Regions from separate parts of the Mus musculus genome. Here region 1 is linked to region 2. Evidence: chromatin loops called from intact Hi-C (ENCODE). Cell type or tissue: gastrocnemius. All regions are shown on one strand.

Evidence for each region. Hi-C counts contacts between places; a loop is a spot of excess contacts. Peaks named below come from ENCODE experiments on the same cell type or tissue, not always from the same donor. Only the 100,000 strongest peaks of a DNase experiment are listed, where the experiment ranks them.
Region 1: it touches region 2 in a loop (8-fold over the local background); 11 of 42 quality-filtered maps call a loop at or near these places.

The regions. Positions count from the first base shown.
Region 1 is chr17:66,683,001-66,691,000 of GRCm38, reverse strand. Ptprm (protein tyrosine phosphatase, receptor type, M) reads left to right here. Exons shown (of 31, transcript NM_008984.2): 25 at 427-576; 26 at 1,484-1,657; 27 at 2,619-2,750; 28 at 5,262-5,387; 29 at 7,467-7,630. Among named protein-coding and RNA genes, the nearest start is that of 1700016K05Rik, 27 kb to the left of the region's middle. In gastrocnemius, no CTCF peak of the experiment used is centred here; DNase peaks (open chromatin) are centred at 231, 3,266, 3,879 and 4,221.
Region 2 is chr17:67,469,477-67,477,476 of GRCm38, reverse strand. No RefSeq gene overlaps it. Among named protein-coding and RNA genes, the nearest start is that of Gm36152, 110 kb to the right of the region's middle. In gastrocnemius, a CTCF peak has its summit at 4,128; a DNase peak (open chromatin) is centred at 4,122; H3K4me3 peaks cover 749 bases; H3K27ac peaks cover 2,468 bases.

The DNA.
Region 1 (8,000 bases), 790 kb after region 2:
ACTTTGATAATTATCAGAACTAGAACCATTAACTAACGGTTTGAAATAACTAACAATTGCAACTGTCTCCGGAGCGTGGTTGAGTTTCCCTGAACCATTTTTATATTGTGAACTTGATTAGGAAATTCTTCCAACGTCAACCAAAATCATGCTCACTCCCCATCTGAATTTGGGTTCCAAATTCATGGGATTGGAACTCGAGAGGTGTTTTGGCTACTGTCCCACCCGCTGTAATTGGTCTGTGGGATATTCTTGATAAAGCTGGACAGCCCAGTGCCCTGGCACACGGGCCTCCTGATGCTTCTCTGTTGTGGATGGGCTGCTCCTATCAGCTGGGTTACAGAACACTACCCCTGCCTTCTCTAGCCCTCTGGGTTCATCTTCAGTTCTTCCCCATCACTAACTAAGTCCATCTTGCCTCTTCAGGAGCAGTACGTCTTTATCCATGATGCGATCCTGGAAGCCTGTCTTTGTGGAGACACCTCCATCCCTGCCTCCCAAGTCAGGTCTCTCTACTATGACATGAACAAACTGGACCCACAGACAAACTCAAGCCAAATTAAAGAGGAATTCCGGGTAATCGGGGAGCCAGGCAGGGTGGGGCAGGGAGATTGGAAGGCTATGGCTTTCCCTCTTTAGGAAAACTCCTTAAAGTAAGCTCTTAGGCCCTCCTTTGAATCAACAAGAGCTTCTCACCTAGGGACTAGTGACAGTTGAGGCTGGATGACTTTCCTGTGTGGCCAATAGGGTGTTTAGCATTGACCCTGGCTCTGCTTTCAAAATGTCTGTAGCAGCACCAGGCCAAACCCCTCCAGGGCCAGAACTACTTGGCTTCACAGTCTCTAGTCTAGCGGTGTCATCTGCATGTCAGATAGCCACCAACCAGTTCCAAGATCAGGACACTTGATTCACAGTATAACGAAGCATGGGTGCAGCCCAACCATGGACATGGCTTTGCAGGACACTCCATGTGCCTAAATCTTCATTTAGGTAAAAGTTACTTATGTTCAGGTTTTATCTAACTGTACCTAACTCTAGACCAAATCCTCTCCAACTTCTGGCCTCCAAGATTTTCAGTAACCTGCTCTAGTCAGAGCTACGGGTGCTGTATTCTATGGATCTGCAAGGACCCTTAGCCTCTGCCTCTGGCTGCTATGTGCTGTGTGTAGACAAAACTCAACGAGGGAAAGAGAAAATGGAGCCTGTAGATTTCAGCCAGCTGAGCCTACCTTATATGCCTTTTAGAGAATCGACTTGCCCTTAGCTCCTTTCTGGACCATCTTATCAGCCCACACTTCCTAAGGAGTCTCTCAGTTGTATCACATTTTTCAGTTGGCACATTATAACTGCACTTGTTTATGGGGTACAATACAGTGTTTTCAAAGTGTATTCATGCTATGGAGTCATGGGGAAGCAGGAAATCAGCCACCTGTGGAGACCTGACTGGAGCTGGGAGATCTCACCTTTCCCATTTATCCCACAGACTCTCAACATGGTGACCCCCACGCTGCGTGTGGAGGACTGCAGCATCGCACTCCTACCCCGGAACCACGAGAAAAATCGCTGCATGGACATCCTGCCTCCGGACCGCTGCCTGCCCTTCCTCATCACCATCGATGGAGAGAGCAGCAACTACATCAATGCAGCCCTAATGGACGTAAGGCACTGGGGACACATGGGAAGGAAATAGACAACGCATGTCCCCGAGACAGAGCCCCGGGGACACAGGGAACCCTTATCTCACTTATCTGCCCCCTGAGCCTTTCCAGAGGCAAGCTATCACATCCAACAACAAAAACAGAGTTAGCATTCCAGTGTGTGGTTTGGTGAGGAGCAGCAGTTACTGCTTCACAAGCCAACTATCCACCTGTCTGAAGTGCTCAGACACAAAGATCACCTATGCCACACTGTCAGGTTTTTAGCCTACCGGCCAGAAAGCAAGGGGCAGCTGTTAAGGTATCTGGCGGGGAAAGGGGATACGGTGACAGACAGCATTATTTAGTTCTCTTTCTTCCTAATTTAGGTGGTAATTAACATGGGAAGGAAACACAACTCATCGCTTCCTGCCAGTCTGTTTACTTCTTGCTATTCAACTGACAAGAAAGTAAACGGATATTTTCAGTGCTAATGTGTAAATTTTAATTCCGCTGGTGTGATATCATAAAAGGGGCTTAAGCTTGTTTAAAGCTCCCAGAGCTAACAAAAGCGTGCATATCTTTCATGGCAGGAATAAGCAACCGAGTCGCCCAGATAAACAACAAACCAGCAAGTTTGAGAAAGAACTGTTTTCATGGTACTTAGTTTTTAAAGTAAAGTGAAACACCCTCCCCTAAAATTATTAATAGAGAGAGCCAATACATTGCCCGTCAGAAGTATAAAACAAAATGGTAAGAAATAAATGTGAAGTTCCCATGATATCAAAGTGAGAATGATTCATCATAGTTTCACAGAAAAGTTTATTTTTAGTCCATTTTGGAGTTGACAAGGATGATAGAGCCAAACAAGTACTAAACACATCGGATGCGTTTTGCCGCACATCTCCACATGCACAAAATATCTCCACTGCCTCCCCTCACGTTGTGCTGTTTATATCTGGATCTTTCTCTTCGTGTCTGCAGAGCTATAAACAGCCTTCAGCATTTATAGTCACCCAGCATCCTTTGCCAAACACCGTCAAAGACTTCTGGCGACTGGTCTTGGATTACCACTGCACATCCGTAGTTATGCTGAACGATGTGGATCCTGCCCAGGTGAGTCCAGGGACTCCTTCAGGCAGACCTCAAGTCAGAGAGTCAAGTCTGCTTGTGCTTTGTTTGTATAAGATGTGCAAGCCCCACGGCCCGTGCCCATGGCCCGGCAAAGATTTGGAAACACAAGGGTTTACAAATAAGCATTAGAGCTGTAGAAGACAGTCGGTGAGAAGCAAGCAGACAGACTGAAAGCATAGGATACTGGAAGAAGAAAGACAGGGGCACAGATGGGGACCACACATTGCACAGCTAAAAAGAGCGAGCCAACCAGCGGAGATGGGACAGGCCTGGATCTCATGTTTTTAGGCACCTGTGCTTCTTGGAAGTGCTCAGCTGGGGCCTGCAAGAGGGAGGCAACATGGTGGCCAGATAGTGAAGGTTTAAAGACCGGCAGCAATCATAAAAGAAGCAACCCTGGGAACTGGATGTAAACTCAGCAGCTCAGGGAGGTTCTCAGGTGGCCCCTCCCACAGTGAGGAGGAGGCAGAAAGCCACACTACTGAGCTGGGTGACAGAATTTTCTTGGAGGGGTCAGGAGAGTCCCAAGGCCCTTTGGGAGCAGAATCGATTCTCAGCACAGGCTTCGCTGCCATGACAGAGGGCCTTAGGGAAACCTCAAGCTTAGTGCATATTAAGAGTGAACTTATTTGAACACCAAATTCGTTTTTCTATCCAGTAGAGAAACTGCTGTTTTAGATAGGGCAGGGGTGCTGGTGGAGGCTCCTGGAGTATTTCAGCATGTAAACAGGACAAGATGTCTCCTTCCCAAAACGTGGCCTGATGCTGCTAATGCTCCGTATGCGGCTAGGGTTTTTAATTACATTGAAGGCACCGTATTATGTGACTGAGGCTCTCACTTGAAAGCTAGCTGATGAAATAATAATGACAGCCCTTGTTCTTCTCCACTCCTTTTGGCTTCGTGTCAACGTTTTAGAATTCTTCCTCCCTCCTCCCCACTCGCAGAACAGATTGTCACTGTCTGTGAAAGCCCCGCCAGTTTCAAATGGAACCAAACCTGTCATTCTAAGTTCTAGGCCACAGTCAGGTTTCACCAATCTAAGAGCCAGACACAGGCTAGGAGAAGTGTACCCCGTTCCTGATGGGACGTGCATATGGATAAACTACGGGTGACCAAGATGTCACGGACTCCGGGGTGCTCCCTGAGCATCCGTGTCTGAATGCCAAAGCCAAATTCTAAAGCAAACCGTCTGGACTCAAACCAAGTCTTAGCTGACTGGCAGACGGAGAGACAAAGAGACTCCCAATTCTATTCAGCAGATAGAGCTGATTTCCAGAGCGGGGCTAGAAAGGCTTCTGGGACTCTTGTCTTTTAGCAAACGCTAAACTGGAAGCTGGAACTCCGGAGCGTCATAAGCGTCCGAAGCTCCCACTCGACTGTTTTAAGTATTTATCGGACCAGCTCATGGATGTGTTATGCACCATTTAAGCCATTTTCTACATGGTTTCCTCAGGCAGAATGTAGGACACAGTGTGCCAAGAGCTAGATGCCAGCCCGGGCCATTCATATTTCTGCAGTGTAAATGACAAGCATTTGATCAGTTGCTTGAACTGGGAAAAATATCAACAGAGAGCAAAGCCTGCTCTGTCCACTGAGGAATGGGCAGAACAGTTTAAAAGTGTTTGTTATGGCTTTTACTGCCATCTCAGCTCTTGGTCATCATGCCTGTGTGAACAGTGGGCACCCTTGGGAATCAAAAGGGAAATAAACATCTACATACCATTGTTTGACAAGGCAAGTTTAATAACCTGTCGCTAGGAAATGCTGGTGAGGAAGAAAAAAAATCCCATGGAAGCATTATTCAAAAATAAATAAATAAATAAATAAATGTAATTTCTAAATCCAGCAGGCGTAGCTAATGTAAAGAATAGTCTCGGCTACCCTACTTACCCTCTTAATCTTTAACAAGGATTAAAGATTTATCATGGATAAAGAGGGAGAAAAAAGAGGATATTTTTCACTGTTAACCGAGAATTTATCTTGTGATCTTGAATATATAAATCACATTTTACCACGTGACAGTGACAATTTAGGTCATTTCAAAAGTCAACGTCATCAAAAGAGAAATCTGACCCTCCCATGAATCCTCTTTTTAATGGAACATCAATTAGCTTTAACAGAATGTGTTGATACACCCAGCATTTGCCAGTTATCCGGAATTAACATGTTCCAGCAATCCCTTGGAAGAGCATGAGTCTTTCCAGGTACTCATGTTTGCCTAAGTGTCATCATTATAGTGGAGTCTGGAGTCATCTTCTTGGGGCCTAGACACATATTCCTTTTAGCATGAGTGAGACCTTGCAAAGGGATTCCATGTTACAAAGATCTTCAGGAAGCCCAAGTGCACCTGGCTAACACACACTTTTTGAGAAAACAACCAGAGTAGTAGAATAAAAGAATTGGAGCTCAAATAATTTTGTCAATGCTGATCATATCCAAACTGCCGTCCAGTCACCTTTGTAATTACACTTCTTGTTGTATTCTGGGTTCAGCTGTGTCCACAGTACTGGCCAGAAAATGGAGTGCACAGACATGGCCCCATCCAGGTGGAATTCGTGTCTGCAGACTTAGAAGAAGACATCATCAGCAGAATTTTCAGGATTTACAACGCCTCCAGAGTAAGAGCCAAGCCAACCGTGCTTGAACTGGGTTTCCACTTTCATCTTACCTGCATGGTGTTGGCATGTCTAATCTATCAATAGCAGGCTCTGTTCTAGGGGGTTGGAACTTCTCGGTCAACAAAACAAATCCCAGGCCTTATGGGGCTTATATGCTAAGAGGAAGCTTGTTAAAGAGAGTTTTTAACAAGGTAAAGCACAATAAGAAAGACTTTGTTAGACACTGTCACTAAGTGGCAAATGCTACTTGTTTAACACTGTAACAAAGTGGCAAATGCTCCCTGATCCCAGCAAGGGCGTGAGTCTATTCTAGAACAGATGATAGTCAGTAGGTGGAGACAAGAGGGTCTTGCTGAAGATGGGCCAGGGAGCAACATCACTAAGGCACGGTGGAAGCTAAAGAACTTGATCAGATATGGAGTGGTCCCTTATTGGAGGGCAAGACACTTGCTAAACTGACAGAATGGGGGTTGTAAAAAAAAAAAATGAGTTTTACAAAGGATTGCAAAGATGGGCCCCAGGAAAGGGTCTTGACTAAAACAAAGAACCTCTATCAGAAGGCAACGAATAACAGGCATAACGGAATTATGGTGTGCCAGAAAGCGGTAAATCTTAAAGGGAAAAAGAGTGCCAGGTTACGCAGCAAAGGGATCATTTGTTCTCATTTGCAATGGGCATGCCATGTGAGCAGACACTGAGAAAGGGAGGGAGTGGCCAGGAGCGCTCTAGAAAGACAGCTCTCAGGCAGGAAGTGGCCACAAAGGGGCTCTGTGGAGGGGCAGAACCTGTTGCGTTCCAGACACACTAGGACACTGCTGTGTCTGGAGACAAGTGAGCTAAGACAGGAGGCGCTGAGGGTTGAGGCACAGGAATCTGCAGGGCCTTCCCTGCCACTGCTAGCCAGCCAGCTCTTGCATGAAAGCAATGAAGCCACTACAGGTTTCCAGGAGAAGTGTGCCACCTAACCATCTACATCTGGAAATGGACTCTCTGGTTTCTGCCTTGAGATCAGATTCTGAGAGACAGTCCAGACAGCCGTGAGAAGGACCCAGATGACAGGTGACAGTGGCAGGACAGGAGTGGTGGCATTGGAGATATAAGCAGTGGAGAGAGCCTGCTTGATCCTGAGGGTGGATCCCAGACAGTCAAGGTGACTCTCAAGAAATGGATCCCAAGAAGAAGTGGCAGGATCATCATTAGCTGGGGTTGTTTGGCCTGTGGGAAAAACAGACATGGGAGGCAGTAAGAAACTAAGCTCAATTTGGAACACAGTAGGTGTGGGAGGACGATTGATCCCTGAGGTTGGCTTTTGAGTACATGAGGGTGTCATTCAGGAAAGAGCTCTAAATGGTGACTGACTGGTATCCACCAATGATATCCAGAGGGAAACGGAAAACTCTAGATCTGAAGGCCAGAGGCTCTGTCAGCCCAGGTCTGGGAAGAGTGGAGACTGAGGCAGAGGTGGGGTAAGAGCTGACCAGCGTACCTGAGAGACCTACCTGTGCCAAGAGGGTCCTTCCGAAGCTGAAGCCAGCAATGCTTTTTAATTTCTATAATCCTGTTTAATTATATGCACTGATTAATTAAAGATTGATCGCTCACCGAAAGCTGCATCATTAAGCAAAGCCATATTATATAGAAAACAGGGCAGAATCCACATCGCACTGAACTCACAAACATTTCCAGGTTATAATTTATCCCTTACCTTTAATTTACTTGTAATTAAAGTGAAGACATTTTTCCACACAATACACAGCATGGTTAATCTTGTTGCTATTTTTCTCTGGGCTTTTGCAAAATGTAAGCATTCTGCTCTACTCTGGTTTACGATGCCCTGTCATTTAAAACACCTGGATCTTTATAACCACTGGAGATTAAAGTCATAACTCTCCAGGCCTGCAGAATCACCCTTTGTTATGCACTGGCTTGAGTCTCCCTAGTAACTAATGCCTTGCCCTGATGGGAAAACCAAGTAGGAGGAGTCAGGGAAGATCAAGTGGGCGGAGTCAGCCCCCCCAACCCAGTAAGGTAAGTCAGGCCTCTTCCTCCACTCCCTGATTGGTCCCTTGTCCTCTGCAGCCCCAGGATGGACATCGGATGGTTCAGCAGTTCCAGTTCCTGGGCTGGCCGATGTACAGGGACACGCCCGTGTCCAAGCGCTCCTTCTTGAAGCTCATACGCCAGGTGGACAAGTGGCAGGAGGAATACAATGGCGGCGAAGGCCGCACAGTCGTGCACTGCTTGTGAGTATCCCAGAGCTCTCACCTCGGGTGACGTGCCCCATTTCCTCCACGCAGCTCGCCTTCCCCTTGCTGTACATACAGAAGAAACTAGAAGCCCCACAGAGTTTGATTTAATTCACCATTTTAAATCTAATAGTCCAGTCCTGGTACCTGGGACTCTGCGCTCTTCCTTCTTGTGTCTTCCATCCTTTGCCACATGCCTTCCCCAGTGGTGCAATGCCTCATCACGGGCTTGAACCCACAGGACCAGCCAGTCATGGAGAGCTGTGGGCCGTCATCTCCATATGAACTGTTTAATTCCAGTGTTTGTTACAGGGACTGAAAGTTGACAAGCGCAGAACCAGTGTCCTCTAAGGGTGACATCTAGGGC
Region 2 (8,000 bases):
ATCTGATGTGAGCACGGCGCCCCGCCACCTAGCAAGTTCTGACATATGGTTTTTGGATAGCAAGCCACGTTTTCTTTAATTTGAGCAAAGTGGCAGACAAGTCTTTTCTACGGGCCAGATATAAATATTTTAAGCTTCGGGGGCCATCTGCAGTCTCTGTCACTTCCTCTCCTCCTCTTTTTGTCACTATCAGCTAAACAGGCGATATCATAAGGAACATTGCAAACTCACCGTGCCTTCATTGGTCGGCCCTGGTTTAGTTGAAGATCGAAGACTGGGTAACATGAAGCATGATACAAGCTTTGGCCTCCACATTTCTTCTCTATGAAGCTGTTGAGCCTGTCAAGAGGGAGAAAATGGAGAGTGGCCTAATTAAGTCATATGTGCCCTCCATTCAACTTTTAAGATATGAGATCGGCAACATGGCCCTGGCGACTTTTCCCCTGAGCACCAGAGCAGCTACCAGGGATTCCTGTGTGCCATCCCGTCTGGAGACTTATCAGCACCGATGGACTATTTCTTCTGGGGCTCAATATGCTACTTCCTAGGTTCTAGTCTTCCCGGCGGTTTGATATGGCCTGAAGGTTTCATCCTTGCCACGTGGCCCAGGGTGCACTTGGCAATGTCACTTCTTTTGCCCAAATAGTCACAGATCAGATTCTGTCCCTTGGGCCTTCTTCCAGTCGCCATCTGAAGAGATGGAAGCCAAGAGCCATAAGACAGAAAGAGCTGAGATCTTGGAATGGCCACCGGAACCGGAAACATCCACAGGCAACCGCAACGGGAGAACAAGCGATCCTTTATTCTTTGAGCCACTGGCACTCTGGGGGTCGTCAGAGCAGCCAGCCGTTGACGTATAACAACCTGAGCTGCGGTTTCATGACTTTTCTAAATGTGCGTTTATTCCTACGTGATCCACAGAAGGACTCTGTAGTTTGAAGATTAGACCAAATGATAAATAACTGTGTATCAGTTCCCTTTGAGTCACCATGACCATGACACACCAGATAGAGCAGCCGAAGAGAGGAAAGGTTTGCGGCTGTGAAGGTGTGGAAAAGGCAGCTTGAGTCATCGCAGCCGAAGTATGAGGCTGTTCACATTAGGGTGGAACAGGAGACAGATTTTGGGGAACCAGGATCGGATAACACCTTCAAAGGCCTACTTCTCCCATTTAGGTCCCATCTCTCCCCCAAAAAATTAGTGTGCCAGCTGGGAACAAGTGTTTATAAAACAGGAGCAGAGGAGGGCACCTTTGAGATTCAAGCCATGGCATCATGTCACATTCTGTAGCTTGCTCCTCTATCTCACTCCAAGGGATGGTTTCGAAATCGATCCACATTGGTCAGCATTCAAGTTCTCACAATGTTAATTATTTATTTGATTTTAAATAAGCTACCCCAGGCCCATAAAAACGTGTGAAAATATTTGAATGAACATATTTAAACGATAATGCCTTCCACTCTCTGAGAGAAATCTTAATTGTTTTCAGCTAGCATATAATTAGCATCTCGTCAGCTGCTGCTACAAACTGGAAAGGTGGCTTAGGCTTTGCGTGATATTTTTATGCTTTTCTTTTTTACTTATGTGGTTGTCCCCCCATCCCCCCATATAGATAGAGTCCCTATGTGACTTAGAGGAGAAGGCCACGTTTCTCTGTGGAAATGAGCTCAAATCCCAACACCTTCAATGACTTTCCTTTGGGGACTTTCCCTGGCCCGCCTGTCAATCAGAGTATCCTTTTCTAAACGGGGATGAAACCGGAACCCTGTGTTGAGTGGCCATGAGGCTTAGGGAAACCTTTAAATAGAGAGCACCTGGCCTAGTGCAGGTCACACAGGGAGCACCCAGTGGGCACTCTGATGGCTGCCTCTCAGCAGAAAGTTGAGACTGTGTCACAGAGTTAAGACAGCACCAGAGCCCTGAGCTCAAGTTGCGCACTGCGGGGTACCTGCTGGATCTCTCCCTGTGCTCATTCATTCTCTGTCCGTGGAGACTATTTTGCAAACTTCAAGTCATATTTGCTTTGGGGTTTTTTCCCCCCTGCAAGGCAAAAACAAAACAGCCCTAAATTTCCAAACTTTCAACGAATTGTAAATTATTTTTCAAGGAATCAAAACGAAACAAACCTAGACAGGCAGTTCTGGAGAGATGGCTCGGCAGTCAAGAGGAGGTGTTGAATTCAGGTCCCTGAACCTACAGAAAATCTAGGGGTAGTCATGAACACACCTGAAACTCCAGCGCCGGCTCCCTGGGGCTTGCTGGCTGCCAGCCCCACTAGAAAATGCAGGCTCTGGTTCAGTAAGAGACTCTGCCTCAAAAAAACAAGGCAGAGACTGATATAGGACACCCTTCTTCCTCTTCCAGCCTTGTGCATAAGCACTGGGCCACACACAGGCGCCTGATCCATACACACATATGCTTCCTACACATGCTCTCTCATGTGCAGGAGTCCGCCTTTAGTTTCATCCTATTTGTCGCTGGGTAGGTGGGGCAGGTAGGTGGGACTCTCCTCTACCCTGTGCCAATCACAAGCCTTGCTCTCCAAGACCCGCCTACTCAAGCAGCCTTTCACCACACACTAAGTGTATCCTCTCCTTAGGCTTAAACCACTGATGCTCCCCTAGGCCAGCGCCATCCCTACTCTTCTAGATTTCAGTGTCTGCTTCTAACTCTATTTCATTTTCAGCTGAGATTCCTCGAAGAGTAAGGAGTTGTCAGTTAATAGGCAATCCTTAGACCAAGCCACCTGATCGAAATTCTGGTTTGTTCCAGACGACAGGATAAAAACCACATCATTTTACTATCAAAAACATTAGTTGTTTGATGTTTTTATTCCTGACTTATTTCAAATTAAAGTGATTAATTAAAACTTATTAACCAACCATTAAATTATTTAAATTTAACAAATTAGATCACTTTAATTGACTTAATTAATTTAAACTTTCAGATACTTCTAGTTCCAGGTCAGGCTGCAAAGGTGGCTGTGATATTTTTGTTTGTTTGTTTGTTTGTTTGTTTGTTTCCACAACCATTTCTGACACCGCAAATCTGTGTTGCTCCCTCAGGCTCATGGCTTCTTCAGATGACACAGATTTCTTTTTGTGTTTATCCATGCTGCGATATGCAGATTCCTGTAATAAAATCATAAACCTTGCTTCTAGCTAGTAGAGTCACAAAATGGAAAATGTTCCCAGATGTTATGATGTAAGGGCTGAGAGTATACGTGGAGACTGCTTCCCTTAGCTACCCCAGGCCCTTGGGTGCTGCACCAGCGCCATAATATATAGAGAACAGAAAGCGGAAGCAACGTTCTGAAAATGCCAACCCAGCCGTTTTCCGGTTAGAGCTGCTCACACGTCATCATTGGTTTCTGATGCGCTTCCAGCCGCTGGGCAGTGTTTTAGCTGTGCACCATAGACATTGCACTGTCCTCCACAAGCAAAGCCTCGTCCAAGGCTGCCCCCAGGAAGTGGGGGGCATTGAATTAACACCCATGCAGTCTGCTTTCAGCAGCCACGTACCTGTCTCAGCAGCACCCTGTCCCTCTTAGCTTCCAGTAGAAAAAAAAAAAGGCATGTTGGGTTGTAAAGTGTGTCATGGTGCATTGATCCGGTCACCTGGTTGCCCTCTGGTCTCCAGTCCACCATCAAACAGGCTCCTGATGATTTTCCTTCATTGTACACATGGATGAAATACAGACTCATAGAGGGAAAAAAAAAGCATAAAACATATATTTATTTTATGAAATTACAACAGGTCGAAAGGGGGTGGGGGAGATAGGCCGTTTACACCAAGAATCAATGAAAACCCTGGGGGAAAAGACTTAAGAAAGGAACTCCAAAGTGTTTTCCTAATTTCTGGTCATTAAATTACTTGCATCCTTCATTCTCCCGGGGCCACACTTACAAACAAGAGAACTTCCAAGGGAGAGGAAGAGAAAAGAGTGAAGAGAAAAAGAAAAAAGATTGTGAAGCTGCACATCTCAAGAGGGAGGGGCTGAGGTCAGTAGGGCTTGTGAGATGACAGCTCTGTTTACTAGGTAGGAGTCAGGTCAGAGACCTTTCTAGGAGCTTCCAGCTGCTTCTTGTCACAATGGGGCTGCTCCTGCTATGCACAGTGCCTTCCCCAGAGGGCGCCGCACTCTGTTATTTCAAGACTCCACTGAGTTTGCAGAGGGAATAACAGGTCTTTCTGTTTGCTGTGTGAAATTCCATCCATTAATTGAATCTGTGGAGAATTAGTCTACAGGTTCTTCCACTTTGCAGTCTAGCAGCAGAGAAGTGCTATCCACACAGGCACAGCCCCCTCAGCTGTGCTTTCTACATCCAGCCTGACCTTTAGGCCAGCAGGCAGTGTCAGGCTCAAATGCTTTAGGCATCCGTGAAAACTGAAAACGGAGCCCTGGGGTGGGACACATCCCTGGAAACTCAGGGACACAGACTTAAAGACAGACATTAATTTGTGGGCTTATGATAGTTGGTCAATGCTACAGTTTGAAAAAGAGACCATTGCACACCTTAGATGTTTTTAGATATCAAGTTGATAGGAAATAAGTAGGTAAAAGAAAATAGTCAGCTTTTAAAGATGTAATTCTTTTTTTTTTCTGGAAGCTGGGATAGAGCCTCCAGTCAGCACACAGGTAAGAGACCCTCCACTTTTGTCTTACACGTAGAAGATGGGTTTCCAGTCCTTTCCTGAGAGAAGGGTAGACTCTTCACTTCCCTTACAGTCTTATAAAATGTGCTGTTACTCAAATCCTTTTTGCCTCTCATGTAGGTAGGTGGCTTTGTACTCTTAAAACTGCCTTATGAGGATTCTTTTAAAACTGCACAAAACACTATTAGGAGCTAACTATTCTACTGGCAAACAAGAGATCCACTCATTTAGAGGTGGTTATCATCTGATTCCCGTCATAGCCAGTTTCCCTGCACCGTTTTATTTTAAGAAGGGGATTTTCTGTTTGTGTGCGCCCTGCTCTGGAAGCCCAGGTTCTACCGCTGAGCTGTACCTCCCAGTCCCGCCCCCCAGCACTGATGGTTAAAAGCACGTCTTTATTAAGAATCATTCATAGCCAGGCCTGGATGCCAAGGTCTTTTAGAGGCTGAGGCAGGAGGACTGAGTTTGGTAAAGCCCTGCATGGGCTTGAGAGTGAGTTCAAGGTCAGCTTGGACAGCTCAGTGTGACCTTGAAATTGAAAGTAAAAGGAGCATGGGGGATGGTTTAGTGATGGAGAGCTTGTTTAGCGTGTACAAGGCCTTGGCTTCCACCCCCAGACTACAAGAGAAAAACAGACAAAACCACCACCACCCCACCCCCCTTGATGTATTTGAAGTGAGCAGCAGCATACATTCTGACACACACAGCACCCTGACCATCTCTGTCAGCTCTCTATCTACCTTGCAGATGCCATGCTATTTGCTCCCCCACAGGTTTCCTCATAAGTCCAAAGTGTTTTCTTCCTGTTCTCATGAGGAGTTGAGAGCTGTGTTGATGGACCCAGCCCTGTATCATTCACAGGTACTACCTTCCCCACACGAGGTTAGGGAGGAGCCTAGCATCTTCCCAGGAACGTCTTTTGCATATGCAGCACGCCAGTTAGGAACAGGCAGGGCCGAAGGCAAGTGGGGAGTCTGAGCATTTGAGGACAAAGATCTATGGGGAAGAGAGACCCACTTCTTAGACACACTGTACAAAAATGGCAGCCTGACAATGGATTGATGCAGAGGAGCCTGGCACCTGTGTGCACACACTGTGCTGAGGAGTTCAGGATGAGAGGACCCTGGACCATGACTGTGTTTCCAGATACACTGTCCCTTCTGTTCAAGGTCCACTCTTCTTCTCTTCCACTTCGTGGACAGTGAGGGGGTGGGCATGTACCCTGAAATTCTCTTCCATTCTCAGCCCCATGACCAGCAGTGAGGATCTTGAAAATACCAGTGAGCAGAGTTGTTACAAGCTGAGCTAAGCTCATAATGAAAAAAAAAAAAAAAAAAAAAAAACATGAGATTTATAAATGAGATGTTTCATGGCTTTCAACAGCGCGTACAGAGAAGAGATCCATTAACCTGGGTTGGGCTACTGAGAGCATTAGTTCAATTGTCGTTGCTGGCTCCTTTTAAACCTTTATTTTAATGACTCTGTCACTGTCTTACTTTGAGAATTAAGAGGCAAATGCATAAAAAGTAAACAACATTAATGCCTGCTTCTTGCTGGAAAACACTGTTTTTCAAAAGGAAGTGTTAGGTTTACTTTTTTAAAAAGACTCCAATATTTTAAAGCACTGGCTAGGTCACTTTTATTTAGCAAGGCTTTTTGAAAGCAATGGAGAACAAAAAAAAAAAAATCATCATTTTCTCCAACTGGCTTTAGCAGATAGAAGCAGCACAGAAAAGGACTTGAAATCCACTCAGCATAGCCGTTTTCAAACAGTCTCAATGTGACTTAAGAGTGACATTTATTGCATACTTATTTTGTGTGTGTTTCTCTGCTTGTGTGTGTCCATGTGTTTGTGTGTGTCCATGTGTGTGTCTGTGTCTCTGTGTGTGTCTCTGCGCATGTGTGTCTCTATGCCTGTGAATGTAGACGTGCATGTGTGTTTACACAGACAACAGTGTGGACAGTTTGCTCCTTCTAGCGTGTAGCTCCTTAGGATTGAACTCAGGTCTTCCAGCTTGACAGTCAACACCTTTAATCTCTGAACCATCCCAGAGTCCGTATGGTGAAACGTGAAGCTGAGAGCGCCCGCTTTCTTCAGAAAAAGAACACTAACAAGAGGGAAAGACCAAGCAGAGAAGTGCCTGAGCTTTTGCAGTGATGATTCTGTGTGCATTTTCTACTAATGCCCCTTATAGCATCTAACTTTGGAAATATGACACTTGCAGGCATTTAAGTCTCAGCTATTAAGAATTTAGACTACAAAAGTGATTTTAAACAGCAAGCACACTGTTCATTATGTCAGTTCAGCAACTCTCTAGGTCGTATGTATTCCTTATCTCCTTTATAAGGCACTGAAGCTATAGCATCCGGAAAAGTTAGCTGCAGAGGGGGGAGGAGAGGGATGAGAGGGAGTGGGGCCCAGAGTGGTCTGCACACACTGTACACACTGTGTACACGTTCAAAACTGTCTAAGAACAAATTTGTTTAAACTATATAAAATAACATCATGTAAAATTCATTTTGTCTTCAATGTATGTGTATGGGTGTTTTGCTTGCATGCATGGCTGTGTACCATATATACAAAGTGTGGAGGCCAGCAAAGGGAGTCTGATCCACTGGGACTAGAGTTACAGATAAGTGAGCAGCCGTGTGAGTGCTGAGAATCGAACCCGAGTCCTATGGAAGAACAGCCAGCACTCTTAACAACTGAGCCATCTCTAACAAACCTACATTAACACAGGTTGCCTTCAAATAGCCAAGTGTCTACCAAGTCAGTAATGTAATACATCAGTATGTCCGTGTGTTTTCATGTGCTTATCTAGACAAATGCTCTAGATTTTTATGCATGAGATAGACATGCTGTGTGTACGTTGTCATTGCCCGCGCCTTCCCAATAGCTTGAAAACTAACATGGCTGCTTGCCTGCAGTTTACCCCCTAGCTATAGACAGAACGGCAGTGCCTGGGAAACATGGCCTCCGTCTACAGTCAAGTTCTCATTTCTTACTCCATCTATATCACTTCAGATTAGTTCAATTTCTTCCAAATCCTGAGCTTATGACTCTCTGCTAATTAGCATAACTGTGCATGCAATCTTAAATGTGAAGGAGATTAGCGACAGTGAAGCCACAATGCTCTAGAAAAGCAGTCAGACACTTTGGTCATCCCAGCACCCATGGGAGGAGGGAGGACACTGTGTTGGGTGTTGGGTCGCTTTCACAGGACTTGGCTCTGTGACTCTTGAGGCAGACAATGGGGTGAGCCAGAGGTAGCCAAGGAGGAGTCAGTTGAGCCCGTATCAACATTGACTCCATTCACTGCCTCAGACATGACACTACACGCTGG